3 separate regions of the Mus musculus genome follow, and regions 2 and 3 are each linked to region 1. The links are chromatin loops, found by intact Hi-C in ENCODE. Cell type or tissue: left cerebral cortex. All regions are shown on one strand. Links, peaks and the distances in the headings refer to the core of each region. The heading gives the core; the rest is flanking DNA.

Evidence for each region. Hi-C counts contacts between places; a loop is a spot of excess contacts. Peaks named below come from ENCODE experiments on the same cell type or tissue, not always from the same donor. Only the 100,000 strongest peaks of a DNase experiment are listed, where the experiment ranks them.
Region 2: a loop joins it to region 1, with 3 times the contacts of the local background. A loop is called at or near these places in 5 of 42 quality-filtered maps.
Region 3: it touches region 1 in a loop (4-fold over the local background); 4 of 42 quality-filtered maps call a loop at or near these places.

Annotation. Positions count from the first base shown.
Region 1 is chr5:29,473,577-29,483,703 of GRCm38, reverse strand. It overlaps Mnx1 (motor neuron and pancreas homeobox 1), which reads left to right and starts at 5,234. Exons shown (of 3, transcript NM_019944.2): 1 at 5,234-6,119; 2 at 8,788-8,948; 3 at 9,473-9,881. The coding sequence starts at 5,429. The coding sequence ends at 9,835. It overlaps Gm24538 (a small nuclear RNA gene), which reads left to right and starts at 2,073; the gene lies at 2,073-2,179. In left cerebral cortex, for the core only: a CTCF peak has its summit at 4,212; a DNase peak (open chromatin) is centred at 4,271; H3K4me3 peaks cover 222 bases.
Region 2 is chr5:28,445,608-28,455,734 of GRCm38, reverse strand. No RefSeq gene overlaps it. Among named protein-coding and RNA genes, the nearest start is that of 9530036O11Rik, 16 kb to the left of the region's middle. In left cerebral cortex, for the core only: a CTCF peak has its summit at 4,352 (motif pointing left); a DNase peak (open chromatin) is centred at 4,344.
Region 3 is chr5:28,117,889-28,128,015 of GRCm38, reverse strand. It overlaps Gm35223 (a long non-coding RNA gene), which reads left to right and starts at 4,101. Exons shown (of 3, transcript XR_880905.2): 1 at 4,101-4,524. Gm35055 (a long non-coding RNA gene) reads right to left here. Exons shown (of 3, transcript XR_389791.3): 2 at 8,213-8,289; 3 at 6,364-6,888. In left cerebral cortex, for the core only: a CTCF peak has its summit at 4,800; DNase peaks (open chromatin) are centred at 4,539, 4,701 and 5,206.

The sequences.
Region 1 (10,127 bases), core at 1,205-9,204:
CTTGTTTCTCTTTATGATTCATACCTATGGCCTCTAGGATTGTAAGAGAAATTGAAAATGTCTTTGGCTTCCTGGGTCAGAAAGCATCCAGCGCAGGGCTGAGCTCAGTCTCTTCTCTATGTTCTAAGTACACAGCAAAACAAACAAAAACCCGAAACCTTGAGTAAAATTTTCAAATATAGAATATATTTTTGTGCTGGAGTTTTTCAAATTTATATCTTACTGTCTTTCTCCCTGTACCCCTACAACCCAGGTTTGGGCTGGACTTATTTATTTATTTACAAGGAGGAATGGGGCCAGTGGAGAAGGGCAGCCAGTGAAGATGGCCTGAGGGTGGACCAGGCAGTAGGGAGGGCAGAGTAAGCTTTCTAAAAAGGGAGGAAGGAAATCCAAGTGTGCTGGGAGAGGTAGAGAAGGGGGGGGGGCTGGCAAAGAAAAGGACTGGCTTGTAGTGTCCTTGGCAAGAGCAGTTCACCTCAGGTTGGAACACTGGGTCTTCAGGTCACCTGTCTTCTGAGCCACCTTTGCAAACCACCCCTTTAAAGCTGAACTGGGGATGGAGGTCTGAGAAAAGGGTGGTAGATCAAAGGATGGTAATAAAGGAGCTGATGGTACTTTTGGGCTCTGAAGGGGCTGTAATGAGTGTGTGTGTGTGGGGGGGGACTCATCAGACATCCCTTCTCCTGATCTCACCTCCCTGTGACCCCAGGCTCCCCATTGGATTCTGTGTGTCCTCAGGCTGGGGTGGGTGGACGGGTTATGTCCCCAGAGACATTCCAAGCACTGATTTCAGTCTGACTTGAAGGAAGTTGGTCTATGACCTTCCAGGTCCAGCATTCACACTTCCTGCTTGCTTTCTGTCCTCCTGAGTACTTATTCAGCCTCTGAAAAATACCACCATCACCACCCCTGTGGGCTTGTGTCCTGGACCTCACTGGCCTCACTACATCCTCCAGGCTCATTTTCCTGAAGGGAAGCCTTAAAATGTTTTTTTTTTTAAAGATTTATTTATTTATTATATGTAAGTACATTGTAGCTGTCTTCAGACACACCAGAAGAGGGAGTCAGATCTCGTTACAGATGGTTGTGAGCCACCATGTGGTTGCTGGGATTTGAACTCTGGACCTTCGGAAGAGCAGTAGGGTGCTCTAACCCACTGAGCCATCTCACCAGCCCCGCCTCAAAATGTTGATGTGAGTTAACTCTCATGGAGTTCAAAAGGGCTGAGAAGTCAGTCTTCATGAACCTTTCTCCATGAGGCTGCTGTGGGCAGGGGGTTGCTTGTTTTAAGTTTTGGAAACAGCCAGACAAATGGCAGGTGTGTGGAGGGAGATGCAGGGAATGCTGCCTTCCATCCAGTCTCCTAGCCATACCTCCAGGCTCTTGGCCTTTTTGTTAATGGCTATTATATATTGTACCTGCTGCATTCCACAGAAAGGGATGTGTTTGTAGGTGATCAGTTATAGAATCAATGCTGACCTGACCTGTGAATATGGGTGCATGTAGGTTTTGTTCTGAGTTCTTGTATAATGTCAGGGGTAAAACTTGTAGATTATAACATCTTTGTAAGTTTTCTTTTTATGTTTGCATTGTGTGTATGTTTGTGTCTATTTATGGGAATGCACGTACCCAAAGAGGCCATAAGAGGGAATCCGATTTCCTGTAGCTGGAGTTGGAGGTGGTTGTGAGTGTGAGTGGTGGGAACCCAACTTGGGTCCTCCTCAAGAGCTGCACTCACTCTTAAGCACTGAACTGTGGAACCACTATACTCCCCACCCCAACATCTTATTTCCTTGTGGTTATTTGTATAAATCAACACACCTTTCTCAGTAATGAGAGGAGGCTCAATCACAAGTTATATTCAGTAACTTAATGCAAGACCCAAAAGAGGGATCCTGGCTAGACGCAGAGAAAAAAATGACTGGGAGCCAGATGATTAAATGTACACCGGGCCTTAAATTCCAGCCTCTTTTGGGTAGGAGAGGTCTTCCTCTCTGCCCTCCAAGAGCCTCATTTGGCCCCTGGGGCTTCTGGAGAAGGGAGCTACCTTGAGGCACAACAATGGGAATGCTGTGCTCACTTCGGCAGCACCTATACTAAAACTGAACCGATACAGAGAAGATTAGCATGGCCCCTGCGCAAGGATGACATGCAAATTTGTGAAGCATTCCTTATTTTTTTTTGCCAGGACCAGGAATGGGAACAGGTGGGTTGGGGAGCAGAGGGAGGGGAGAGGGGATAGGGGATTTGGGGAGGGGAAACTAGGAAAGGGGATAACATTTGAAATGTAAATAAAGAAAATATCTAATAAAAAAAAAAAAAAGAATAGGCATGCTTCTGGGACCAGACCTTTGATCTCTCAAGGGTACCGTAGTAAACCCCCAGCTCAGTCCCAGGCTGCCCCAGAGCCAGCTGGGCTGGGTCAATAGACGCTGGGAACAGGAAGAGACGCAGCATGCTCACTCCACTCGTAAAACACACAAAGATCCCAGTTCCAGACGACTCCCAGTCTCTCTCCCAACTCCCACCTCTCAGGATACAAGTTCCCGCTCAAACCGAAGCAGAATATATGATCATATTCAAGCCCTTTGACTTCAGAGTCTTTTTGGCCCAACCCCCACTTTGTCAAACAAAGAAATATATCCATCAAGTCTGATATGCAAATTTCCCCTTCGCTGAAGGGGCTCTTGATACAACCTCACTCAGCCCACAGGTGGTGGGGACTGGTGTGGGTTAGCCTGGTGGATGGTCAAACACCAGACGAAGTGGGAAGGGTTTGAAAGGGATTTAGAAGCTTTTGGATCACATCCCCTACACAACAAACAGGAAATGAATTCCTCTTCTCGGATGACTTTACTAAGGAAACCTGTGCCTAAACTCAGTAGACCTAATACTGTATCATCACCAAAAACAACCCTGGTTGTGTAGTTTAGAGATGATTCGGGTCCATGAGGTCCACCCCAGGAAAATCTCATCTGCAGCCACCCTTTTTTTCCTCCTTCTTCTCCTTTGTTTGTTTTGTTGTTGTTTTTTTCAAGACAGGGTATCTCTGTGTAGCATTTTTGGTTGCTGTCCTGGAACTGGCTCTGTAGACTAGGCTGGCCTAGAACTCACAGACCCCACCTGCCTCTGCCTCCTGAGTGCTGGGATTAGAGACTTGCCTCACCATGGTTAGGTTCTCTTTCTTCTTTGGGACTCTCATCTGGAAAAGGCCCATGGGCCTTAAACACAAGTTTCTGTAAATGCAATGGGGTCAAGACTGAATCCTGGGGATGGGGGTAGGGCATCCCAGCATCCTTACTTGCCTTAATTGGGCTTCCAAGATAGGAGAACTGGCAGGGAACCACTCATGGAACACAAGTGTTCCTTTAACCCTCTAAAAGGCAGAGCTGCATTTTCATCACCCCAAAGAGACAGCACCTAAAGACAAGAGCTATGTGCTTGTACTATTTTCAGACTAGCTGGAGGCCTTTGCAAAGCTGTGCACAACTTACTCCAAGATGTTCCCCGCTGGGTTCCAGATTTTCCAGCCAGGACCACCCTGTCATAATAAAAACTCCACTCAGCCGAGCATGGTGGCGCACACCTTTAATCCCAGCACTTGGGAGGCAGAGGCAGGAGGATTTCTGAGTTCGAGGCCAGCCTGGTCTACAGAGTGAGTTCCAAGACAGCCAGGGCTAGACAGAGAAACCCTGTCTCCAAAATCAAAAACAAAAACAAAACAAAAACAACAAAAACAAAAAACCTACTCACTCATCCCAACAGAATCACTGCGTTAAATCTCTCCTAAACAAAACTTGTTGACAGGGAAAATATAGTCCTTACTTATATTTATCGTTACCCCCCACCCCCAATCCCTCTTGAAACAGCTTTGCCTGCTACTTTTAAATTCACCCAACAAGGATTGTCCTAGCCTCCTGGCCTTCCCTGGGCCATTTCCGATCTTTTATTAACCTCTCACCTGGTTGGGAAGCCGCGATCCAGAGACCTGGAACTCCCTCCCACTTTCCCCTCGTGTTTGGGGAAGATACCCGAGAATGGAGCTAGCGAGAAAGCTTGATTTCTCAAACTACTTATTGATTCGTTACATTAAAAAAAAAAAGCCCCCGGAAGCGTGTTTACAGTAAATATTTGATATGTGCGCAGGCTGAGGTCTGGATTCACACTTTAATACGGTCTCTGGAAGCCCTTTCTTGATTTTCCTGAACTCGGCCGGCAGGAGGAGGCGAGAGCCTGATAGTGGCTCCCTTAGCCTGCGAACTGGCTCAGTCCGAGGGAGCAGTCCTCGGCCAATTCCCGCAAAGCCTTTTTCCTACACCCCCACAAGGCAAGGCTCTAATAGAACTTGGTTCTCACCTAGGTCCGGCTCAGTGGCACCTGTGCAAACGACCTTCAAGTCAATGTGCATCTCTGAGTTGGAAAACTGCTCTCTCTCCACTCTGACTGAAGATTTGTAGGCTTCAACCTCTAATACCGTATTTATACACACCGAAACCCTACAAACAAACATTTGCGGCGCATGATACTTTTGGGGGAGGGGCAGATAAGAAGGTTCGACCTGCTGAGGGTTAATGACAGGGACGCAAACCATCTTGAAGCAATCAACACTCAGGAACGCGAGAGATTTTGGGAAACCGAACAGTCTTCAGTGTACTAAGCTCAGGGTCCCGTTTTGGGTACCTAGTGGACTTCAGGGGTGAGGACCCACCTAGTTCCTCAGTGCAGAACATTCCACAACTCCCTCAAGGGAGCGCGAGTAGCTGGAGGAAGATAAGGCGTCCGCCTCTGGAGGAACAAGGTGTCAAAGGGACTCGGGGGGCACTCACTGGGACCCAGGGTTACTGGCGCTCACCACTCTCCCAGCAGCAAGGAAGCAGTAAGCTTGTGTTCAGCCTCCAAACTCTCCAACCTGCCTCCTCCGGCCACCTACGCTGTTCACCACCGGCTGCTTAGGACCTGGGGGCGCAGGGGCGGGGCGTCAGGCTAATTGGACCGTGACAGGTGAGCCCCTCGGCCAATCGCCGGGCAGACAGCCCTCCTCGGGCCCCCGCTGAGCGCGCCAATCCCAGACCGCCCTGAGCTTCAAGTGTGCGGAGGGGCGCGGGTCCCCACCAAGGCACCAGTGGCCTCGATGCGGTCGCTTGAGCTCTTGAGAGCAGAGAGCCGGTCTCCCCAACACAAACTCGCAGGAGCGCTCCGGTGGAAGTTCATACCAGTGAGTGGAGCGCGGTCCCCACGAGGACCGCAAAGAGGAGGCGCCTGGACGATGGTCGCTCTCAGCTGAGTTTCCGGCTGCGACTTTATTGGCAAAAAATCGCAGTAACAATACCGGCCCCAAGGCTGGCCACCGCCACGCTCAGTCTCCGTAAGCCCGCACACGACTGCATCGCCCACCCTTGGACCCTGATTGTCAGCTCCAATCGAGCCGATGGAAAAATCCAAAAATTTCCGCATCGACGCCCTGCTGGCCGTGGATCCCCCGCGAGCCGCCTCCACGCAGAGCGCGCCTCTGGCCTTGGTCACTTCCCTCGCGACTACAGTATCTGGTCCCGGCCGCGGCGGCAGCGGCGGCGGGGGGACCAGTAGCGGGGCGAGCCGTAGCTGCAGTCCCGCATCCTCGGAGGCCACTGCAGCGCCCGGTGACCGGCTGAGAGCTGAGAGCCCGTCGCCCCCACGCTTGCTGGCTGCACACTGCGCGCTGCTGCCCAAGCCCGGATTCCTGGGCGCCGGAGGAGGCGGCGGCGCGGCGGGTGGGCCGGGCACTCCCCACCACCACGCGCACCCTGGTGCAGCAGCCGCCGCGGCTGCCGCTGCCGCTGCCGCGGCTGCCGGTGGCCTGGCACTGGGGCTGCACCCGGGGGGCGCACAGGGCGGCGCGGGCCTCCCTGCACAGGCGGCTCTCTATGGACACCCGGTCTACAGTTATTCGGCAGCAGCTGCAGCGGCCGCGCTAGCTGGCCAGCACCCGGCGCTTTCCTACTCATACCCTCAGGTGCAGGGCGCGCACCCTGCGCACCCTGCCGACCCCATCAAGCTGGGTGCCAGCACCTTCCAACTGGACCAGTGGCTGCGCGCGTCTACTGCGGGCATGATCCTGCCCAAGATGCCGGACTTCAGCTGTGAGTACCTGCGCCGCACCCGGACAGTTCTCACGCGCATCCTCCTCTCTCGCACCCCCTTCCTTTTGCTCTCACCTCCTAGCGAGCTGTGGAAGAGCATCGAAGCCTCTGTGGCTCATTCCTGGGCCTGTGAGGCCTCTCGTGGGCCGCACAGAATGAAAGGAGCCTCAAATTATTAAGATGGCCACAAGCAGGCCTTGGCCTCTCTATCTCTCTTAACAGACAGGGGAGGTTGGAGGTGTGAGGCTAAAACCTAAAGAATAACCTGCAAGCTGGACAAGGAAGTGCGCGGAAAGGCTAGCCTCGATTAGGGCAGGTTTTGGGGGTCGCTGAAACCGGGGACTTATCTTGAGAAAATGAACTTTGTCAGAGGTTCCATTATAGGCTATGAAGAGACACATCACTGGGTCCAGAAGTAGCTCTTCCGTGGCCCTTGTAAGGACTCTGCCTTCCTTTGAAGGGCAAGACATTTGCATGTCTCTGTCTCTCTGTCTGTCTCTGTCTGTCTCTGTCTCTGTCTCTGTCTCTGTCTCTCTCTCTCTCTCTGTGTGTGTGTGTGTGTGTGTGTGTGTGTGTGTGTGTGTTGGTGAGGGTGGGCGTCCCTCCAAATGATGTCGAACTGGTCTGTTTGAATATAAGGTCACCGGGTCTATAAATAGAAAGTGCCTGGCTGGGAACTTCAGGTGCTCAACACCTTGGGGAGTTCCTGTCCAAGGTGAGGGCACAAAGGTCCAGTCTTCTGCATCCTCTCTGTTACCCAATAGGGACAACCTTGCGGGAGGGGGGACATTTCCGACTTCCCTGGCACATGCAGCGTCTGTGTAGGGCACCCTGGCTCTGATTTCTGCTCTGTGCCTGACTTGGATAGGGGCAAGCTGCCTTTCCTGAATGGATGGACCAGAAGATGTATATGGCTTTCTCCTGTCAGCCACTCAACACCCAAACAAAGAGACCCCATTGTTTCCGTCTGAGTGGGTTTGTTTAGACTGGGAAGATGCAGGCACTGGAGGGAGAAAAAAAGCAAAAAAGAAAACAGAAATAAACATTTGCCAGAATTCAGATTCCTCTGCTGGAAGCGGTGGTCATGACTAAACAGAGAAAGCTGGGGCCCCAGAGAACCGCAGAAGTAGCAAGGTGGTGAGAGAATCACAGCCTGCGCACTTGTTTGCTCGCAGCCACCCAGGTTTTTCCCAGCTTGGCTCCAAGAAGACTAGCCTTGTTGATCTCAGCAAAGAGGAAAGGCTCCCTTTAACCTCAGTTGGACTGCAGCTCAGACATCTCTGAAATCATTCCTATTCACTAAGTCCTAGGCAGGATCTGTGCCTGGCTGAGGAACCCAGGTTTCAGATGTCCACTATGGCTGGACTTTCCAGGCCTGAGAAGCATAGTGGTCCTGAGAAGAGCTGACCAGTGGTCAACAACAGGCCTCCATAGCTCTGGGTTTACTGGCTACACAAGTGGTCTCTGGGAGAAAAGGGATGTTTTTGTGGAGCCCAGGATCAATCAAAATCCATGTAAGTGGGATCCCTTTGCCAGAATATCCAGCCCATGATGTCTCATGGTGTGGGCATTTAAAGTATGGCCAGGTCTACATTAGGAAAAGAAAGCCAAGCCCCAGATCCCAATGGACACTAAGGAATGCAGCGGAGGGTGGCTGAATATGTTCTGTTCCTGGGACTTCCCTCTCCCCTGGGAAAACTAGCTTGGTTTTCTTTAATTGGTTGTTTCTACTGGATGGCATTTCCCAAATGATCCCTTCCAAGACAGCGTTTTAATTAGAGTTCTAATGTATTGTCAAGCTGGGAATTTGTAGCCTTGTTTAACTAAAGCAGGGGGCGTGGACCTTCCTATAAAGCAAATTACCCATCCCAGGGGAGCCTGAGCTCATCCCAGCCAGGGGCTGGCCTCTTTCTTTCCCTTGCTTTCTTTCTTTTATTGTCTAACACTTTTCGCACTCCTGGGAAATCAAGGGAAGTTTCATTTTGAGGTCATAAAATTCTCTGTGATGTAACTGTGCGAAATTATGTAAATAAAGCTGGACAGATCTCCCGGAACACACAGAAAGCCAGATCTACTCACAGCTCAACCTTTAATTTGAGTAATGAGAATCGTCCCAATAGGCTTCCAGTCCTCAGCCTTTGGCCTTAGCACTAGGAGGGGAGAGTTTGTCAACAGAGACGTGAAGACACGCAGATGAATGCCTATTTAGACTCTAGCTTCAGTCCCTATCCTTCCTTTTCTCCCTCCCCCACCGTTCCTGCGCCCACGCCCCCTGTCTCTTCTGCTTTAAGATCGTGGTGGAACCAAGAGGATGGGTTCTTTTCCAGCTTGAGGTGGGAGAAAGCCTTCCATGAGAATGGGAGCGACCTGGTCTCTATGCTTGCTAGTCCAGTTTAGCTACCCAAGCCTTTAGACCAACCCTCCTCCTGTTCATTCGGGTGGCCACTGAGCGGAGGCAACAGGCCCTTTTTTCTCAAATGAGATGAGCTCGCCACTTCCACTTCATGTCTGAGATGTGGGCCATAGGGAGTGGGCACTGAGGCTGAAGCGTCTGGAGGGTGGGCTCTGGAGGTTGGATCACGGGAGGGAAAAGGGCAGCGACGGGTGGAACACTACCTCGCCCTCAGTGGACAAATTTACAGAAGCCTCTTGCCCTTTCTGTCCCCAGCCCAGGCGCAGTCGAACCTCTTGGGGAAGTGCCGAAGGCCTCGCACGGCCTTCACCAGCCAGCAGCTGTTGGAGCTGGAACACCAGTTCAAGCTCAACAAGTACCTGTCTCGACCCAAGCGTTTTGAGGTGGCTACCTCGCTCATGCTCACCGAGACTCAGGTGCGCGCGCGCCCGACCACCCTGAAGGCGGGTGCTGATTTGGGACACTGAGCCCTAGTTTCTTTATCTTTACGTTGGGTATTGATTTTCAGCGTGAGGTTCTAGGATGCTCTGGAGGTTTGATTCAGTTAAGTTGGGGAGCAGGCTGAGAATCTGTATTTAACAAGCTATTCTGGAGGTGTCCCTCCGGCCACATTCAAAGAAGTTATTTTTCTAGAAAGGTGCAGACTTGAGAGTTTGGTGACATTGCGAGCTGCCTTGGTGCCTCGGTAGACCGAGGGTATTAAAACGCGCCCAGTTGGGGAGTTAGGGACACTACACCCATGGCGTTATTGTTAAATAGAGTAGATTTAAGGGGCGAAGACGTGGAGACGCCGCTGCCAGTCAGTCTTAGTCCTCTAGCGAAACCTCTTCTAGGGCGAGGGTAGGCCAAGGAGCAGGGGTCCCGAATGCTTGTACGCTCTCACCCTCTGGATTCGTGGGGATGCGGGTGGCCAGTTTCTCACGCCAGATTATGCCTGCAGGTGAAGATTTGGTTCCAGAACCGCCGAATGAAATGGAAACGCAGCAAAAAGGCCAAAGAGCAGGCTGCGCAGGAGGCGGAGAAGCAGAAGGGCGGCGGCGGGGGCACCGGCAAAGGCGGCAGTGAGGAGAAGACGGAAGAGGAGCTGATGGGGCCTCCGGTTTCGGGGGACAAGGCAAGCGGCCGTCGCCTGCGGGACTTGCGGGACAGTGACCCTGATGAGGACGAGGATGATGAAGAAGAGGACAACTTCCCGTACAGCAATGGTGCCGGTGCCCATGCTGCCTCATCCGACTGCTCATCTGAGGACGACTCGCCTCCTCCAAGACTAGGCGGGCCTGGACACCAACCTCTGCCCCAGTAGTTGCCTCCAGGGCGGAAGCAGGGATGCGAAAGATGGCTACCTGGGGGGCTGCGGGGCTTGGGGGAGTTTACAATCCCATCCTATGGCCTGCAGCCAGGCTGACAGCCTCTCCCCGAACCATGCATCCAAGTGCAGGCTGGGCTGCGGATCCTTTTTGGGACCTCGAGGGGACAGCAAGAGAGAATGAGAGAGGAGCTCCAATGTGAGCTTTTCGTTCTTATACATTTAATTTCGGGTGATGTTGGCCAGAGGTATCTGGGAGAACCTACCCTTTCTAGGAGTGGCTCCTGCC
Region 2 (10,127 bases), core at 911-8,910, 1.0 Mb after region 1:
CTTTTGTCCATTCTGACAGACAAACTGGAACGACTGTGCACACCAACAGCTTCGACTGTGCCTAACAATGTAATCAGTTACCCATGCAGCACTTGGGCAGAGGCAAGAACTGGATGCCCACCCAGCTCAACAGTTTGCCATGGCCTGAGAGGAATTCTTGAAACAAGGACACCATAGAATACACAACTCCAAGCAGTCCCTGTTTCTGGAGGGGCCAGGTGGCACAGCCCTGCTGCCCATCTTCCAGGGTCCCTCTGTCCTTCTTTGTAGGATCTTTCTTTCTTTTTTTTTTTTTTTTTAAGATTTATTTATTATATGTAAGTACACTGTAGCTGTCTTCAGACACTCCAGAAGAGGGCGTCAGATCTTGTTACGGATGGTTGTGAGCCACCATGTGGTTGCTGGGATTTGAACTTCAAACCTTCGGAAGAGCAGTCAGGTGCTCTTACCCACTGAGCCATCTCACCAGCCCCTTGTAGGATCTTTCTATAGGCATGAAAGAAAGGTATTACATAGGTGTGACAAAGACCCCAAAGAAAATACAGGCCGCTGAGCCTTAGCAGGGCACCCACATATCTCCTCAGAATTGGTAGTATCAAGAAATTGTGCAAAATATATTATGGTACTTACTGCCATCTTCTCATACCCAAGTTTTTAATCTGTTCTTATAAAAAAAAAAAACCAACAACTGCATCATAATGTTCTCAAAACTGGTATCTTTGTGCTATATGGGTTGCATAAGTTAAGAAATCACAGAGACTTCCTGAACTGTTGGTTATGTGACAAAATTTCTATCTTGTGCTGTCGAGAACCTTCACGTCCCTTCGTGAGAGTAAGCTGTGTATGAGAAGGGAAGTTTCCATTGAGAGGGTGGATGTCACTCTCTCAATGGGTGGATTGAGTCAGGTTGTGATCATTTTTCCTGTGCAGGAAGACATGTGACCCAGCAGCTGACAGGGTGGCAGAGAGGTCCTCCCCTGGTGGGGTCTCAATGTCATCAGTGTCACACTCCATGGGAAATGTTGGGCACACATGGAAAGGATGCTCGGTGGCTACAAGACTTGGCCAGAAAACACCGAAGCCCCTGCCAGGGACTCATGCGGGCACAAAGAAGCTGGCTATACTCAGCCTATGGGGCTCCCTAAGATCCAGGAAACCCAGGCACCTTCTCTCTGGGTACCCAGGAATGTGGCCCACATGTGACTTCATAGAAACAGATCACAATTCACTTCTTGGGTATTGACTTTCCAAGCACTCTGCTGAGTATATGTTCAAAGGTAGAGAGCAAGCTATGACCGTGGAACAAATCTAGTCCAAGGCCTATTTACACATAACTTATAAGCTGACATTGTTCTTAGTACCTGTAAATGTCTGAAACAAAGAATCTAAACGATAATATTCACAGCACCTGAGAACTCCATGAAACTTGGAGCTGAGTAGCCATCAGTAAACTTTCACTGGACACAGCAGACACATTCACGACATCTTGCCCATGGCTTCCTTCCTACCTGTGTGACAGACCTAGTGGTTACAGCAGAGATCATTAGGCCTCTGGAGCCACATACACACACACACACACACACACACACACAAACACACACACAGCTTTGCTGTGGACAAGGCTATTTCTAGTCTTTGTAGGATTCCCAACCACGGCTGGGGATGTGGTCTGGTCAGCAAAGTGCTTATGACACAAATTTGAGGAGTCAAGCTTGTTCCCCGTACCCACATAAAAGGCCTGATGGAGCAGCACTTTTCTGTGATCCCAACACTGGGGAAAGGAAGACAAGAGAATCCAGGGCTTTCTGGCCAACTAACATGGCCAGATCAGTGTGCTCCAGTTCAGCAGGAGACCCAGTCTTAAAGAATAAGGAGAACAGATAAAGGACATCTGACATTGACCTTGAGCTCCACATGCTCACCCACACACTGTGAACACAGAAACTAACACACGAATGCTGTGGATGGCACTGTGCTGCTTGTATTTTTATGTTAATTCTGCTCTCCCAGGAGAGGCTGTCTGGACTCAGGAATGGGTCGTGAACTCATTGGCTTCTGGTGAATCAATCCCTAATGAATAAAGGAGCCAATCACTGGGCAAGTAGGCGGGACTTCTGGTTTGGATGAAGGAAGAGAGGAAGCAGAAGAGAGTTAAGCCTTTTGGACAGGGACAGCATAAGTATAAGATGTAGCTGCTAGAGTTTCCCAGTATCATGGAGGATCCACAAGGATTTGCCACCAGAGGAATCAGATTTTAATAGGGCTTACAAGATTAGGTTTTAGTTGTTGCACCCAGAGATTGAGTTACCGTTGTTTCTGAACTAAGTTGGTGTTGCGTTTTCCTTCACACGGGGGCTCATCTGGGTTCAAGAGAGAAAGGTACAGGCGGCAAAATGTGTGAGTTTGCCTGAGGTGCACCACAAAGGCCATGGAGCTTTTGAGGCATGGGGAGACATGCTTAGCAAGCTGGGTAGAGACATTTGGGAGCTTCAGGCCAAAGAGTCTCCAGGAAATAAAACAAGTTGGCCATTAGCTGCCAGTGCACAGCCAGTCAGGCCACCAGGGCAGAGTTGGCAGTGCAAGTGTGGGAATGTGCTGTTTCGTTTTTAATATTTCCTGCAACACATACATACACAAAATGATAGATTAATCAATTATTTAAAAACAAAAAATGACTTGGGGGCTGGAACTGCGGGGCCTGCTCTCATCAGTAGAGGATCTTTCACTAGAATCCACAGGGCTTGTACACAATGCCCCCCTCCCTACGAGCCAGAGAATGCCTCACAGGGTTTGTGAGCACGGCAGTGGGAAGCCACCCCACTCTTTGGGGGGCAAACTGCAAAGCTGAATGTCAATCAAAGATGTACCTGGTCAGAGAGAACAGCCCTGCCCAGAGCCCCCACCTTCACCCCAAAATAGGAATCTGGGATTGGGAGAGAAATAGTTCTTTCTCCTAGAGCTTGACTCTCAAGCAGAAAATTCACTACCAATACACATTTTACCACATTAAAAGTGCTGAGGCCTGGAAGGAGACCTGGCTCTGGCATGAAGCTAACCACCATGTCCAGTCCAGAGTTTAGCAGCAGAGCCATGTCTCCAGACAAGACACTGGTTTAGCCTGAGCAGACCGAGAAATCTGTAGTCAAAGAAATGATAATACAACAAAAATCAAAGAAAAGCTGCCCCCAACCACAATTGATTTCTCAGTGCAGTCTTGTGTGCAAGGTGACGACGTGCATCTAGCTCCTGCAGAGAAGTGTTCCTCTCCCCTGATTCAGCCTCATTCTAGCTGGGAAAATCCTTCCAGGGGCTCTTAGCACAGTACAAGAGCTGGTTTTTAGATCCTCACAGCCTACATGCTAACCCAGATCCTTGAGAGGACTGTCAACGCCCAGGCCCATGTTGATTCCCTGTATGCCCAATCCATGGGACTCCAGGTGACAGCTGTCCTATGCCACCTATCTCTGGCAAGGAGGGCAAACAAAACAGCTAGGCAGGGGACTAGGACCCAGAAACATGAAAGCAATCTCCTGAGCAGTTCACATCCTCGGAACAAATAGACTCAGAGGTTCGTAAGGCACACATGGAGAACGGAGAAGGAAACCTAGCGTTTAATTTGGCATCCACATACATACACACAGGACTGTCCCTGCTATGCACCAAATATCCTCTGAGGCCCTCTTTGGCTCTTGGGCAGGAGGGCATTGCATTCAGCCCTGTGAATTCTAGTGAAAGATAGTCCCATTTCTGACAATAGTGGGCCCCTGAAAGTCCAGTCTCTGTCTCGTGCCCTGCAAGCCAATTTGTGTGTGTGTGTGTGTGTAATATGATTCTGTATGTGTTTGGTTTTGTGTTCATGGTGTATGTGTGTGCATGTGTATATAGAGGTCAACCCCAGGTATCCTCCATCTGTGACTTCTAGGAACCTCCAAATCTACCAGGTCAAAGTTCGTGGTCAGCTGCTATTAGCCCTAATAGCACCATCAACACTTGCAGAGATAGGCACCACAAAGGCAGCTCTGGGGGGATGCTGGGCAACTCCAGCTCGCTTTTGGCCAGAAGTGAAAAAGGTAGATTAGGTTTTAGTTGTTGCACCCAGAGATTGAGTTACCGTTGTTTCTGAACCAGATTGGCCCTGAGTCTGGTACTCACGCCTATACATATCCTCTCTAGTTTATGACTCCCATCTGTCGCATAAACATGAGGCATGAGTGAGGGGGTGTCCTGCCTTGGTGAACTCCCCAATCCCCTGTCATTTTCTAGCAGCTGTGAATTCTCTATGGTCCAGCCCTGCCTGGTAGCTAGGTAGAAAAGACCCAAGCACAGCATTCTTCCCTGCGTGGAGGCCGAGCGCCCTCTGGTGGCCATGTTGGGAAAAAGACTTGTGGACCCAACCAGATGGCTTAGGAGCAGGCACTGCACAGATACTTACACATATAAATAATAATAATAATAAAATTAAAAAGAAAAGCCAAATTAGGAGCACTGCACTGGCCCTACTCTGTAGCAGTGGACATGTGGGTCCTCATCTGTCCAACCATCTGAGGAGTGGTGGGTCCAGGGCTCATTGAGATAAATTGGATAGCAGATGGTTGAGACCTGAGGGAAAGAAAGGGAAGGTCTGGAAGGAGTCTGGCACTGTTCTAGTTTCATTCTGTTGCTGTGATTTAAAAGAAAAAAAAACATAGCCAAAAGCAACTCAGGGAAAAAGGGGTTTATTTCAGCTCATAGCCCCACAGTCAGCGAGCCCCACAGAGGAACACTGCTTGCTACCTTGCTCATGGCCTCATGCTTATCTAGCTTTCACATACATCCCAGTACCACTGTCCTAAGGAATGGTGCTGCCCACAGTGGGCAGGGCCACTGGAGAAGGAACATGGAGAGGTAAAAGGTCATGCTAGCCATGAAGACAAGCAAGGAAAGATGTAATCTAGAAATGGAAGTGGCCTGCTGACCAAAGGTGGAGGGCAGAGATGCCCACACAACTAGAACCACTGCAGGCATTCATGGGGGACCAAACTAGTACATCTGTGCTCATACTCCATACTCATACTCCAGTGAAGCATTTCCCCCCGAGACAAATGAGCCCCTGAGCCTTGCCTTCATGTTAACAGAAGAGCATATGGGCACAAAGGGCACAGTTACAGAGGCCATAGGGAACATATACCTGGTACCATGGATGAGACCCACACCTCACCTTGCCCACTAGTGACAGTCCCAGCCACAACAGACCTTCAACATCAAGCTGCCAGTGTTAAGCTAAGAGAACCTGGGACACATCAGTGAGGGCAGGAACTTGTGTGGGTAGCCAGTGTTATCAACACGGGTGGGATATAGAGAGTAGAGGAGGGGCTGCCATCTTACTCTTTCAAGCTCCTGCAGAAAGCATTTTGAAAGTCAGGAGAGGCCAGGAGGTAAAGAAATGAAGGAAAGCCAGCCAGGAACCTGGGCTGTTGAATCCAGAATGCCCCTGAGGAGGCCCAGCCCTGGTTGGAGAGCAAAGCAGGATCTACTCCAGGAAAGATGTAGTCAAGATGCTGTCAAGGCTGCCGAGACAGCAGGAGCTCCTGTCCTGTGGTATTCAGGATGTCCTAGCACATCTGCAGTCACAGGCGGGCACTCTAGCACCAGCATGCCAGCAAAGCTCTTGTGTTCTGGGAGCAAGGGTCAGCCTCCTTTCCTTTCTTCTTTGTGATTGTTGTTGTATGTGTAAGAGTCTTGTACCCGCATGCATGCCTGTACACCGCACGCATGTAGTACCCAAGGAGGGGATTCATAGCCTCTAGAACTTGAACTACAGACAGTTGGGGACCCTTTTGTGGGTACTGGGAGTCGAACCTGAATCTTCTGGAAGAGCAGTCAGTGCTCTTAACGGCTGAACCATCTCTCTCAAGCCACCCCCTCTGTTTTAACAAACTTTTATTGAAAGAAAAAGATATAATGAATGCCTGCTTTATGCTGGAATCTGTCACCACCAAGCCTCATACAGACCAAACATGCATTGTATATATGCACAGCTCCCCTGCCTTTGACACTCTGTGCTTGGGTAACAAACTACATCAGGACCTGACAGTGCAGTGGGGGAACAATCTTCTGACACTTTTTATTTTGAAATAAGATTTTTTTCCAGTGGCCTCCTATAGTCTTGAATTCACTCTGTAGCGTAGATAGGCCTTGAACTTGGTAATCTTCCTGCCTCATCCCCTCAGCTGGGTTTGCAGGCCTGTAGAGTCAGACACCACTCATTAGTATCTATGAAATGTGTAGTAGCATTATACAGTATTATGTAGTGGCACCTTTGTGTTATATATATATATATATTCTTATTGCTAAAAAAAATGCCAAGAACCATCTGGCCCTGTTGAGTTGTGCATTGTGCTTGCTTCTGGCACTCATAGCTGTTGCTGACTCCTGACTAATCAGAGTGGTGGCTGTGGAAGGCTGGGGTGGTCAAGGTGACTTTTTGCCTTAATGACAGTGGAATGGGCCACACCTGTCCACTCTTCCCTTCATGAACATCCCCTGCAGTTTATAGTGTTGTTTGAGAACATTTCTTTCAACACTGAAGTAATCCTCTCCAGCTCTGTTACCACTTCTCAACTAAGTTTCCATGACACCCCGACTCCTCGGTTGTCACAGGGATAGATTCTGTCTCAAGAGACTTCCTTCCAGGGGCTAAGGAGATGGCTCATCAGTAAGGTGTTTTCCACAAAAGTATGAAGATCCAAGTTTGGATTTCCAGAGCCCATGTAAAAAGTCAAGCCTGGACTGAGGAGATAGTTCAGTGGATAAAACAGTTTACACTGAAAGCCTGAGAATGAGAGTTCGAATCCCCAGCATGCACCTAAAAACAGATGGGTACAATTGCTGTAATAAACGTCAATGTGCCACAGTAACATTGTGAAGGAATATGCTTTTGTCTGAGCAGTAGCCACATTAGTCACGTGGTAAGCAGGGATGGGTGTGCCCTCTAGGCTTCGCTGTCCCACAGGCAGAACACAGGGTTGCTAAGGAACATGGTGGTCCTGGACAAGTGTCTGCTGCTCTTTCTCTTAAGCCAGGCATTAGCTTCTCTTCAGCTATGGATGTGCCCAGGAGAGTCCTCATCCAATGAAAGATGGTTTACACCGAAGGCATGCCACTGAGTGTCACTTCCGACTACTCTCTCAGCTTCTTCAGCTTTGTCACCTGACAGGTCAGGCAATGCCTGGAGGAAAGCTCTCCAATGTGACTCCACAGTTGGCAACATGGGCGATTCGCTTTCTTGTCACTCCTGTGCTCAGTGGGGCAGCACTTTCAATTTCCTTCCAGAAGTTTTCCTCAGCACTCAAAACTTGGCTAGCCCCTCAGTGCAAGAGGCCTCATGTTAGCCTAACCTTAGCCTAACCTGAAAGTCACATCCTTTCACTTGGGACATTTAGAAGCTGTCTTAGAGTTCTATGGCTGTGAACACGCACCAGGACCAAGACAAATCTTATAAAAGACAACATTTAATTGGAGCTGGCTTACGGGTTCAGAGGTTCAGTCCATTATCATCAAGGTGGGAGCATGGCAGCATCCAGGCAGGCATGGTGCAGAAGCTGAGAGTTCTATATCTTCATCTGAAGGCTGCTAGTGAAAGACTGACTTCCAGGCAGCTAGAGGGAGGGTCTTAAGCCCTATGCCCACAGTGACACACCTACTCCAACAAGGCCACACCCCCTAATAGTGCCACTCCCTGGGCCAAACATATACAAACCATCACAGAAGCTAATAAACACACAGCTATTTGTTGGCCAAATTTCAATATTATTGCCTCAGAAAATAACAAGCAAGGTCTCGAGGCCAGAGAGATGGCTCAGAGAGTAAAGGTAATTTACACCAAGCCTGGTAGCCTGAGTTTCACCTCCAGGAACCAAATAGTAGGAGAGAACCAACTCCCCCAAAGTTGTCCTCTAACCTCTACAACCATGACATGACATGGGCATGCCCCTCCCCCCAAACTGAGGAAGAGAGACAGAGAGACACAGACAGACAGAGTCAGAGACAGACATGCACAGACAGAGACACAGTGATACAAAGGGACTCACTTTTAAAAGAATTAAATTATAAGAATAACAAAGGAGCCGGCCACCTTCCTGGTGAGAGCACGGGGGTCTGCCAGGCCTGAGAGGTTTGTGGCACAGGCGCCGGCGGGAGCCTTCTTGGCTCCAGGACTCCGCGGAGGGCAGGCTGCACGGGTGACCGTGTGGAATACACAGTGCCAGCCGTTTCTGGGACGGGCGAGAGTCGCAGAGCTTCTGGGCGGCGCCATCTTCAGCTCCAGACAGCCGGCCACCTTCCTGGTGAGAGCACGGGGGTCTGCCCGGCCTGAGAGGTTTGTGGCACAGGCGCCGGCGGGAGCCTTCTTGGCTCCGGGACTCCGCGGAGGGCAGGCTGCACGGGTGACCGTGTGGAATACACAGTGCCAGCCGTTTCTGGGACGGGCGAGAGTCGCAGAGCTTCTGGGCGGCGCCATCTTCAGCTCCAGACAGCCGGCCACCTTCCTGGTGAGAGCACGGGGGTCTGCCCGGCCTGAGAGGTTTGTGGCACAGGCGCCGGCGGGAGCCTTCTTGGCTCCGGGACTCCGCGGAGGGCAGGCTGCACGGGTGACCGTGTGGAATACAGAGTGCCAGCCGTTTCTGGGACGGGCGAGAGTCGCAGAGCTTCTGGGCGGCGCCATCTTCAGCTCCAGACAACCAGCCACCTTCCCGGCAAGAGCCACAGAGCTTCTGAGGCAGCGCCATCCTCAGCTCCAGACGGCCGGCCTCCTTCCGGACAAGAGCCACAGAGCTTCTCAGGCGGCGACATCTTCGACTCCAGACAACTGGCCACCTTCCTGGCCAAAGCAACACAGCTTCTGGGAAAGATCCTGTTTTGGGCCTTCACCTTCAGCCAGGAGGAGGTCCAAACACCAGATAACTGTACACCTTCCCTGAAAGAGGAGAGCTTGCCTACAGAGACTGCTCTGACCACTGAAACTCAGAGAAGAGAGCTTGTCTTCCACGCCTGCTGATAGAGGGTAACAAAATCAACAGAGGAACAATCTCTTAACAAAGAAAACTATAACAACTAACTCCAGAGATTGCCAGATGGCGAAAGGTAAACGTAAGAATCCTACTAACAGAAGCCAGGACCACTCACCATCATCAGAACCCAGAACGCCCACTTCGCCCAATCCAGGACACCCTAACACACCTGAAAAGGTAGACCTGGATTTAAAAGCATATCTCATGATGATGGTAGAGGACATAAAGAAGGAATTCAATAACTCACTTAAAGAAATACAGGAGAACACTGCTAAAGAGTTACAAGTCCTTAAAGAAAAACAGGAAAACACTGCTAAAGAGTTACAAGTCCTTAAAGAAAAACAGGAAAACACAACCAAACAAGTAGAAGTCCTTATAGAAAAACAGGAAAACACATCCAAACAGGTGATGGAAATGAACAAAACCATACTAGACCTAAAAAGGGAAGTAGACACAATAAAGAAAACCCAAAGTGAGGCGACGCTGGAGATAGAAACCCTAGGAAAGAAATCTGGAACCATAGATGCCAGCATCAGCAACAGAATACAAGAGATGGAAGAGAGAATCTCAGGTGCAGAAGACTCCATAGAGAACATCGGCACAACAATCAAAGAAAATGGAAAATGCAAAAAGATCCTAACTCAAAACATCCAGGAAATCCAGGACACAATGAGAAGACCAAACCTACGGATAATAGGAGTGGATGAGAATGAAGATTTTCAACTCAAAGGACCAGCAAACATCTTCAACAAAATTATTAAGAAAACTTCCCAAATCTAAAGAAAGAGATGCCCATGAACATACAAGAAGCCTACAGAACTCCAAATAGACTGGACCAGAAAAGAAATTCCTCCCGACACATAATAATCAGAACACCAAATGCACTAAATAAAGATAGAATACTAAAAGCAGTAAGGGAAAAAGGTCAAGTAACATATAAAGGCAAGCCTATCAGAATTACACCAGATTTTTCACCAGAGACTATGAAAGCCAGAAGAGCCTGGACAGATGTTATACAGACACTAAGAGAACACAAATGCCAGCCCAGGCTACTATACCCAGCCAAACTCTCAATTACCA
Region 3 (10,127 bases), core at 1,256-9,255, 1.4 Mb after region 1:
TGGCCATGATGTCTGAACCTCAGAAGTGTCAGAGGAAAGTCTCATTCCATCACAGAACTCCACAGCACCCCTCTTCACACTCTGCCAATGATGCCAAAGCTTCACTGGGCCCAAGTTCTACCTTTATTGTAGACAATGGGCTTATGCTTTTTACTTCTATCTTAATCTACTTTATAGTTCAAGTAAACACCACTGCACATCTTCCCATCCAGTGGCCTCTTGGCCTGAGGAGCCTTGGACTAACAGGCTCAGACTGAGGGCATGGATGAAGCACAGCAGGCAGATTAAACAGAACTAAACTGACCCTCTGGCCACAGCAGCAGCACCCCACAGAAAGCCCATGCTGGTAGGAGTACAGCTGCTTCTTCAGACAAGAAATGCCAAGTGCCTGGAGCTAACAAGCTCTTAAAGAAGCTGGTTTAAACTTCCCTGCCAGACTAGGGCTCACCTAGTCCTGCTCCTAGTCCAGCAGCGTGGACTGTATGTGGCTTCCACGGGGCTCTTAATTTGGGTAGAGGAGTATATCCCTTTTGTTGCTATTTCTCAGAAAGGGACTTTTCCCTCCTTCAAGAAGGAGGAACCATATAAGACTCAAAAAGTAAATGAATTTTCCTAGACTCAGAAAATGAACACAACTCAAAAGTCTCAGGAAGTTTTTGAAACTTACAGAATTTTTAAGGCCCCCTTACCTCTTGAATCACCTGTGCTCGTGGAGGTAACTCCTCACCCAGAGTGGGGACAGTTGAAAGGGATGAAATGGAGACAGATATGATCATATTTAATTGTATGCATGTATGATATGCTCAAGAATAAAAGAAGATACATGAGAAGCAACTTGGGGAAGAAGGGTTTATTCTAGCTCCCCCATCATGGGCAGGAAGGTGGCAGCAGTGTGAGCCAGCTGGCCATACTCCATCTATGGTCAACGCAAGGGTGCTGAGGATCCACTGTGTTTCTCCTTTTGATTCTGCTCAGGCCTCTGCCCTGGGATGGTGCTGCCCACATTCAGGGAGTGGCTTCTCTCCTCAGTTACACCTCTAGAAACCCTCACAGACGTCCCGGAGTCCTGGGTGCACCTCCTAGGTGATTCTCATCCCTGTCGCGGAGTGGAGCAGCACCTGGCATCTCCCTCACTGGTGCATGATAAAATCAGAGGTGTGTTTGCAAGTGTGTGGAGCAGCACCTGGCTCAGAGTACTTGCTGCCTACTAGTTGCAATGGTCATGGATCCCTATACATTCATATTCAGCTGCTACACAAAACCAGGCTCATTATCCCTAAACAGTTCCATCATTGTCTGTTTTCATCAGGGTGAGCCCTGAGCACGAAGATTCTAGAAGGGGAAGAAATAGCAACCAAGGCCACAGAAGCCATGAAAGCCCAGCCAAGTCTTTGGGAGGCAAGGATGTGCTGTTCCGATTGTGCCTCAGCAGGCTGCCCACAGCCCGAAGTCTGCCTGTGACTTAAGGCATTGAAGCAGCACCTGGACCCAGCACACACCTGCTAGAAACTTGAGTGTGCTCTGGATCGGAGATCATCTGTCTGGGACTTAATCTACATTTTTCCTTACATATTGTGACCAAACTGCTTTCCTGTTCCCTGCCCATGGAATGGAGATTAGAAAGGGGTTTCTGAATCTCTGCTTCCCTATGTTAAATCTTGGCAATTCCTAGGCAAAAGGCTTAATTCATTGGTGAATCCTTTATGATTGGGAAGTAACCTGGCCAGGAAAGCCTTACTTTCCTCTAAAGCACCTACAGCCTGAGGCTGTGGGAGGCTCCATCTACCAGGGAACAGAGAAACAAGAAGTATGGTCTGTAGAGCATGCCATTGGCATGGAGAAGGCAAGGCTGGTTTGTAGCTCCTGCAGACTGTCTGTAAGGATCCTGGAGGTGCCAGAAGTCCTACCCTGGACATAGGAAGAGGGAGGAGCAACAGGGGGACAGTGACCAGGGTCTCACAAAAGAGTAGAGGGCACTGGCTGCCCAACATAGCACAGATGGCCAGGTACAAGGCAAAAAAAAAAAAAAAAAAAAAAAAAAAAAACTCTGCGTCCATGGTTTTTGAACACTTAAAAACAATAGAGCCCCTAGCCTCCCTTGCCAGGGTGAAGTCAACATCACCAGGTAACCTCAGGGTCCCTGGGTGCTTCTACCTTAAAGCTTTGAGGAAAGCTGGTTCCTGGGTCTTTCTGACAAGGGACTAGCCAGTTGTTGTTGGTAGCTCCTCAGCTAGGTCATCAACTCTCAGCCAAAGAGCCATGCAGGCTACTAGTTAGGTGCCCTCCTGTGTGTCGGGGGGGGGGGGGGGGGAAACAGCTCATGCAGCCTGGAGCTAAGGGTTGGTTGCTCAGAGTAGAGAAGAGCTTTCCCACCTGCAAAGGAGGAAGCCAACTGACCTCACAAGTTGCAGGACCTACTCTGGGAAGCTAGGGTGCAGGAGCAGGAGTCCTGCTCTCCCCCCACCCTCCTCCTCCTGGTGTGAGAACTAGACAAGCTCAGGTACTGTCTGTCCTTCTAGCTCTGTCTGTCCTTCTAGCTCTAACCTGCACAAGGCAGGAAAGAAAGTGCAAACTGAGGAGCCTGGCCTCCCAGGCAATCAACTCCTTCCTCACCCCCAACTCAAAATCCTGGGCAGCTCTCAGTGAAACCTTAGTCTGCCTTAGTTAGGGAACCCTGTTGTCTTTGTAAATATTCCAGGGTCACCATCTTCTTCCCTCCCTATAGGGATTTCAATTCGGAGCAGCCTGGAAGAAATATCCTATTTCCCCTTGTTAGGGTCCCCATCCTTTAGAGTTTGTGAGCAACCTCCTCCATTTTGTTCCTGCCCTTGTTGTCTACTTTGCACTTAGAAGGTGCAATGCCCAAAGGCCTGGCCAGTGCAGTCCCTGATGCTGCAGTGGGACCCCAGTGCCCCACCCTATGCACAGACCACACTTCACACACGCTCTGGTCCCTGCCCTTGCCACTCAACTGAGAGCTTGTAGAAGAGAGCTGTTGAGAGCCCCAGTCACTCACCGCGCGGGACCCACACTCCCGAAGTCCCAGTAAGATCCATGGGAGTCCAAAACAGGTTCATCCTTCAGCCAACTCGTCCAGCCCCTTCCACAGGCACACTGAAACCACCCGTGCACACACAGACAAGCTCATGGTTCCTGTGTGTGGTGTTAGTGGTCCACACAAGCACCATGGTTCACCCACCCCACCATGCCCAACACACCCAGGACCTATGGCCTCGGGGCATGCGGGTGGAGAAGGTCAGATGCTGGAGAAGTGTATCCCCGGGACAGAGGCTACAGAGTAGCGCGAGTGCACCCTTTGCCGGTTTGAATGGACCAAGTGCACCGGCCTTAGGGGAGAGACACTGGAGCCAGGAGCTCCGAAACAATTGTCCACCGAGTCTGGGTGAAAGAAGGCAGACCGGCAGCCTTGCCCTGCTCAGGCTACTGCGCCAGGGACCCGGCTCAGCGGCCTTTAGCCCCTCCCCAGAGCAGCACCACTCAGTACACGGGGCTCAGCCCAGGTCCCCTCAGAGAGGAAGACAGAGGTTGGCTTTTGTCTGACCTGGTCACACGGAGCCATTTCGTGGGATAAAGGCTTAACGCTCTGTGAACACGCAGAAAAAGCTGGCGCTGGCCCTCTGACAATCCCATTGTCTCAGGCCTGAGCCCGGAGGTTTGGTCTGAAAGCGCCAAGTTCATGACATTTCAAAGAGAAACGATACTGGGAGGTGAGAGCTGAGGGGGGGATAGTAAAGAAATAAAACCCTAAAATACAAAGGTAGCAATATTTGGCTCCTTCCCCGCTGTGCGCCGCGCCTCACCCCACCCACCTCAGAACAAATCTCCTTTTCCAGACTTATCTGGAGGGGCCAGGCTGAAACCTGGATCAGCCCCGGGAGAGAGGTGGGGGGGGGGGGGGGCTGAGGTTTGGAAGGAGAAGGTGTGAAAATATTCCCACATAAGCTGTGTGCTAGCTTTCTGGACTGTCGCTGACATTAGCACAGGGTCCCATTGTTTGAGCTGCGTACGAAGGATGACGTTACAAATTTGCCAGGATTTGAGGTGTCAAAAAGAGTTTCTTTTAACGACCTGACGTGTTGTTTTCTTTCATTTCTTCTTATTATTACTATGCCCGCCCTTTTTAAGCGAAGCTATTTTCTGAGCCAGAGAACTCCTTTTGGGGGTGGTGGTGATGGTGTTTAATTTGTTTAATGTGTCTTTGTAAAAGCAAATAATTCGGTAGAGAAAGCGAGGTCGTCAGGAAATTGAATGTGTTTTGTCTCCAGCCAAGTTTCCCTTGAGTGATTTCGTTTGCTTTCTGTCTGGCACAGCAGCCTCTGCACTGGGACCTCCAGGCCCGGCAGACAGGAAGCCTGCCCACCGAGCATCTCTTCACTTTGGGGGTCAGCACCCCTCAGCCCAACCACCTAGGTAACTACCCTCTGGAAGAACAGGAAAAAACGTGGCCTTGCAGATTCATTGTAGAGAGAGGAGAAAATAGGATTAGGCCGAAGTACGAGCAAGGTAAGTCGGATTACCAGCAAGGTTCAGTACGCTCTGGCTTGCTTTTGTGATTTTAATTGTACACAGGTATCTGCTTCCCTTCTCTGGTTTTATTTAAAGAGGCTGTTTGTTTGTGCCCAAGAGGTAAATGATGAGCCAGAAGGCTGTGTGGGATTGGAGACTATAACCTTGCAAAATGACATCTCGCCCTGTACGGTGTGACACGCACGGGTAGATAAAGGAAGTGCGCCAAGCGCAGCCTTTGTTAACGCTTCTTGCCCCCTGGCGACTCTTTGATAGAAGGACACCCCGCTCCCGCTGCTGAGGTGTCTGCAAACGCGGCCGCCTTCCCCACAGGCAAACGCAGCTAGGACTACAAATCGATTCATTTTTTTAAAAAAATATCCAGGCAGAGTCGGGTGTTTAAAAACTTATGAGCAGGGATCATAGATCATCAAACCTCGGGAGAGAAGAATTGGCAAAAATCTGCTTCGTTTATTATTTTAAAACTAAATCTGTTGCTTTCTGCCACATGTAAATTTAGTCTGGGTTTGTTAATCAGGCTCTTGCGCGTGTTATAAATTAACACAATGTCTTTGGGGCGAGGCAAGAGAGAATTTATAATCGTTTAAGTTTGCAATTAACTTTCGGGGCAGAGGGCTGTAGCTAGCTCCCCGAGTAGCCAAGGACGTTTCGGAAAGCATTTGGAAGCTATCAAGTCTGTCTGTGGCTTTCTGAAGGTTTTCTCTAGGCTGAAAACTAAAGGGACAAAACCCATTCTAAAATGGAATGTTTTTGCCTTTCTGGTTGGGAGTGGAATGTGGGTCTGTGGGAAGCTCAGCTCCACAGGAGAAGAAAATGCAGGTTGATCAAAGTTTCCCCTTCTGAGGAACTGCTGAGAAAGTGAGAGGCAGGAGGATTCCCTTTTAGCTTTCAGACTCAGTGTCTTTTTCTGTAAATGTAGATAGGTGATCCCCCCACCCCCCACCCCAAGACTGTCAGATTCCCGGGAAGCTGCAACAGACAGGGTCTTCAGGGTTGTCAGATCCCAGACAGCCGGTCTCCTTGCTGTGGGAGACACAGGTTTGTTTGAACTGAGTGTGGTTTTGCCTGTGTTTCTTTGCCCGGCAAAGAGAAGCTGCAGGATTCCTGGGCAGAACATTCCTGTGGCTTTCTCTGGGTGATTTGAGAAAAGTGTTAATAACAATTTTGTTAGTGAGAGAGAGAGAGAGAGAGAGAGAGAGAGAGAGAGCCAAATATTTTGTTTCTCTTTCCAATTTCTTTTTCTTTTCCATATTTAATATAGACGTGTGTGTGTGTGTGTGTGTGTGTGTGTGTGTGTGTAAGAAGTAATGGGCTCTGCAAAACCAAATATTGCTGATCCCACATTTTAATGGTGTGGGTTGCTAATTCATGGTTGGGTGCCTCTTTAAAAACTAATCGATAATTTAGTATATTGCTAAGGCTCAGAGCTCTAGGCTCTGTTATCTTCTAGGAAATAGGATGAGACCAGGACCTCTTTGGTCTAAACTCTATTCTGGTTACATAGTAGAGGCTCATTTAAAAGTTAGTTGTTTCCAAAGGCTTTAAAAAGGCCTGTCTTTTCTATCTCTTCCTGACCTTTAAGCTATGGACTCTCTGGAAAAGGAAGGCTCTGGTGTTCCAGCTGCTGGGCCTGAGTAGCTGGAGAGGGTAACCCATACATGGATTGCTCCTCTTATCTGAACTTGAACTTTCCTGCCTTACTTTACTGATCTGGACCTGTGTGTGTGTGTGTGTGTGTGTGTGTGTGTGTGTGTGTGTGTGTGTGCGCTCGAGTGCTTTCCCATGCCCAACTCACAGACACGGCTAACAAGACCATTGGATTTGTGCCTTTATCGACCTGGGTACTAGCAGCTTCCAGTTCAGTAGTCATGACACAAGGACCCATATTTGAATGATCAGTGGAAATCAGGTTCTGGACTCAGCTGAGGATGCTTCTGCAGGGACCTCGCTGGTTGAGAAGCTGATAGCTGGAGGTGCTGCTCAGTGGATGCCAAATTCAGGAATCCGAGCTCCTTATCAGCCTTGAACCTCAGGTACCTGGCTCTAGAGATTTATCTAGAGATAAATTTTACAGATTTATTTTTTGTTGGGGAGAGAACTATCAGAGATGTTAATTGTGTGCTGACGAGATATAGGAGAAATACTGGAGAAATAAGAGAACTGACAAGAATATAGCACCAGAACCAGGAGCTCACAACAATGGATGGACTCTGGTGGATTCAATTCCTGCTTCCAACTGGCATCCTGCACAGGGGAAGTGGTGGTCAGGTGGAGAGCCCCATATAAGAGCATTCTCAGGAAGCTTTGTCATTCCACCATGGTTGTGGTGAACTGTAAAAGCTGCGTTGGAAGAGAAAAAAATGAAAGCCATAAGTTTGTCAGTGTCCATGTTTATTTAGCACTTATCTGTTCTAAATATAGCTTTATTAGATGTATCAATGCCTCTGAATCGAGCAGTGTCCAAAAGCTGTCTCTTGGCCAAGTTCAAACATGTCAGCACCCACCATGGACATTCTCCATGAATTTTATCCATTCTTTGGCGTATTCTAACTTGTTTTTGAACCATGGGAACGGAGTTTTATTTGGCTAGTAAAGATTGTGTTTAGTTCATTGAGTATGCATTGCAAAAGTTTAGCCGTCAATGCCCACCTGAATTCCAAATTGGGAAGTTAAATATTTGTTTTTAATTTTCTGGCTCAAAAAATGTTAACGAACAGAAACGGATTCTTTCTGCTTGAGTGAGGCTCCTAGGAATGGGGCTGTTGTTATAAGAACCTGCTCCTAAAACGGGCGGGCACTTGCCTCTTGTCCTGACACACTATACTCCCAGGAGAAATGTCAAAATGTGTAAATAAAAAAAAAAAGTGCTACACTTGAATAGGAACATATCACTCATGAAGCTCGATTAGAACAAATCAGGTAAAAAAATGCTCTATAGAAAATATTGGTAACAGAAGCCCATTAATGGTTGTTCTTTAAAAGATGAATTTTTGTGAGAAAGTTTAAGGTCTAATTTGCAAACGATTTTCATTTTATCTTATTAACATATTTCAATGAACCTTTCAAAACTAGCAAATTGACCTCCTCCCCCCCCCCACCAATTTCAACCTACACACACACACACACACACACACACACACCACACACACACACACACACACACACACACACACACACACATAGAGAATCACATCTCTGCCATGCTCCACCTGATCAGGCACCAAGGAAACACTTTCTGCAGTGCAAAACAGTGTGAATCCTGCTGCTGAAGTCAAGCCTGTCTCGTGAATATTGCAGATTTGGGCACATCTGAACACACCCTACATGGAGTGCCAACCTAGAAGGTGACCAAGCAAGATGGCAGCATCCAGAACAACCAGGTCAATAGTTGGGTTTTGACTAAATGGCAATATTTCTTCTCCATTTTATCCTGTCTCAGAGGAAGCAAAGATGGGGTATGGGGCTAGGGCTGCCAGTGATTCCGAAGATCTAGAGTAGCTTTCCTGCCAAAAGGAAGCCTGGTCTCTGTTCCTTGAAGAGGCATAGAAAGTACCACCGTGCACTCGCACACACCCATGCACACATCCACACTTTTACACACACTCAAACTTATACTCACACACACAGAGACACACTCGTGATATGTGCTTTTGGCTGAACACACCTTTCAGATGGTGCCTGCTGCTCCTCAGAGCCCCATATAGCTCTCAAAATCCCCAGAAGGCCACACACTGTGGGCATCTGTAGAGCAGAGAGAGAGAGAGAGAGAGAGAGAGAGAGAGAGAGATGAGACAATAGCTATACTATATGCAACCAGAGCAACAACCATTCCATTTGGTCAAGCAGCAAAATTGGAAGGAAAAGCCTTCTCATGCTGAGGTAGCCAGGTATGGTGTGTAGGTTATTTCTTTCCAACAAATTCAGGAATGTGGCCAGTCACGAGGCAAGTCCTTCAGCCTTGTTAATCTGTAGATAGCATATGCTTTCTCTCTCTCTCTCTCTCTCTCTCTCTCTCTCTCTCTCTCTCTCACCCCCCCCCCCCGCCCCCTCTGATTAGGGCTCAGGAACCAGCTTTCAATTTCCAGCTAAGACTGCCTGCCCTCTCTGGATATTGCATTTGCTGGACCACTTGAAATAACCTCCTTTGAGGGCTCCTGGCAAGCCTTTCATGTGCCCAGTCTTGCCTACTGGAGACCCAGGGGGCTATTGGCAAGACAGCAAGGGATATTGGAGGTATTTTCCCTTTTAATTTTACTTGACCTTTTCTGTTAACAACAGCGGGGCTGGCTGGCCAATCTTCCCAATCACCGATTCACCTGTGCACTCATTCAGGACACTACGAAGACCTGTGTGTGTGTGTGTGTGTGTGTGTGTGTGTGTGTGTGTGTGTGTGTGTGTGTGTGTGTGTGTGTGTGTGTGTGTGTGTGTGTGTGTGTGTGTGTGTGTGTGTGTGTGTGTGTGTGTGTGTGTGTGTGTGTGTGTGTGTGTGTGTGTGTGTGTGTGTGTGTGTGTGTGTGTGTGTGTGTGTTCGTATGACTCTCCCCTAAACTGCTAAAAGCTCAGGTGTGGCCTTTAGGTGAATCCACCTGTGTTTTCGCAGGAGTAGTGTGGACACTGGGCGTGGGCTTGTCCGGATAGCATGTTTGAACCTGACCTTAAGCAGCCAGCTCTTGGTGGCAGTGTGCTAGAAGGACAACGGTAGAGGGAGTCGCAGGGAAAACCAAGGGGGCGATTAGGCTTCGCCCACCGGGAGCCTGAACTTTTCCACCTTCCCTAAATGACCTTTTCCAGTCCGTGGTGCGCGTTATTGATTAGGTCTTTCTTCAGCTCCGCGATCCTCGCTCCGCAGTGAAAAATGAACCATCAGTAGACGCTATTGATCAAGCCGGCTCTCCAACACTCTCCATTCACACGTCCCCAAGTAATGAATTCGTCCATTTAAAAACATTACAAGGAATATTGGAGATTGACCGCCAGAGGAAGTGACACTTGACCCTGGTATCCTGCGCCCCGGAGTGGCAGTCGCCGCATTTCAAAATAGCAGTCCCCAAGCAGCTCGCAGAGCCGCTGCGGTGACTTTTGGCCGGTCCTTCCCGGTTTTCTCCAGGTTCCGTCCCTCTTCCCTCCCGCCTAGCACCCTCTTCCCGGTTCCACACTTTCCTGAGGTCGCATTTCAATCAAACTCACTGGGATGGCGCGAAGCTGGCGCTAGGGACAAGAAACACTGCACCGGCGACAACAAGCAAACACACCTTGGCGCACACTCCCGTTCTGCCTCTCACTTGCGCGCCTAGCGAACGGGAACCCTCCTTTCCATGCACAGGTAGCTGAAAGAGCCCGCTGCTCCTTTCGCAGCTTACAGGCTCATATGGAGATACAGGGATGTCCCCACCATCTTCCTAAACCCGCTAGCATGGTCTGGATACACCACAACGGTCTCCTTGGCTAGCGGGAATCTGGGGTCCAGGAATAAGAAGGGACATCTTACTCCCCAGATGGCTTCCCAAAGGAAGGACTGGAAAAGGATGGGGAGGCTTGCCTCTCTGCCCCTGGTCTCAGAAAAGCTCTGCACCCCTTTA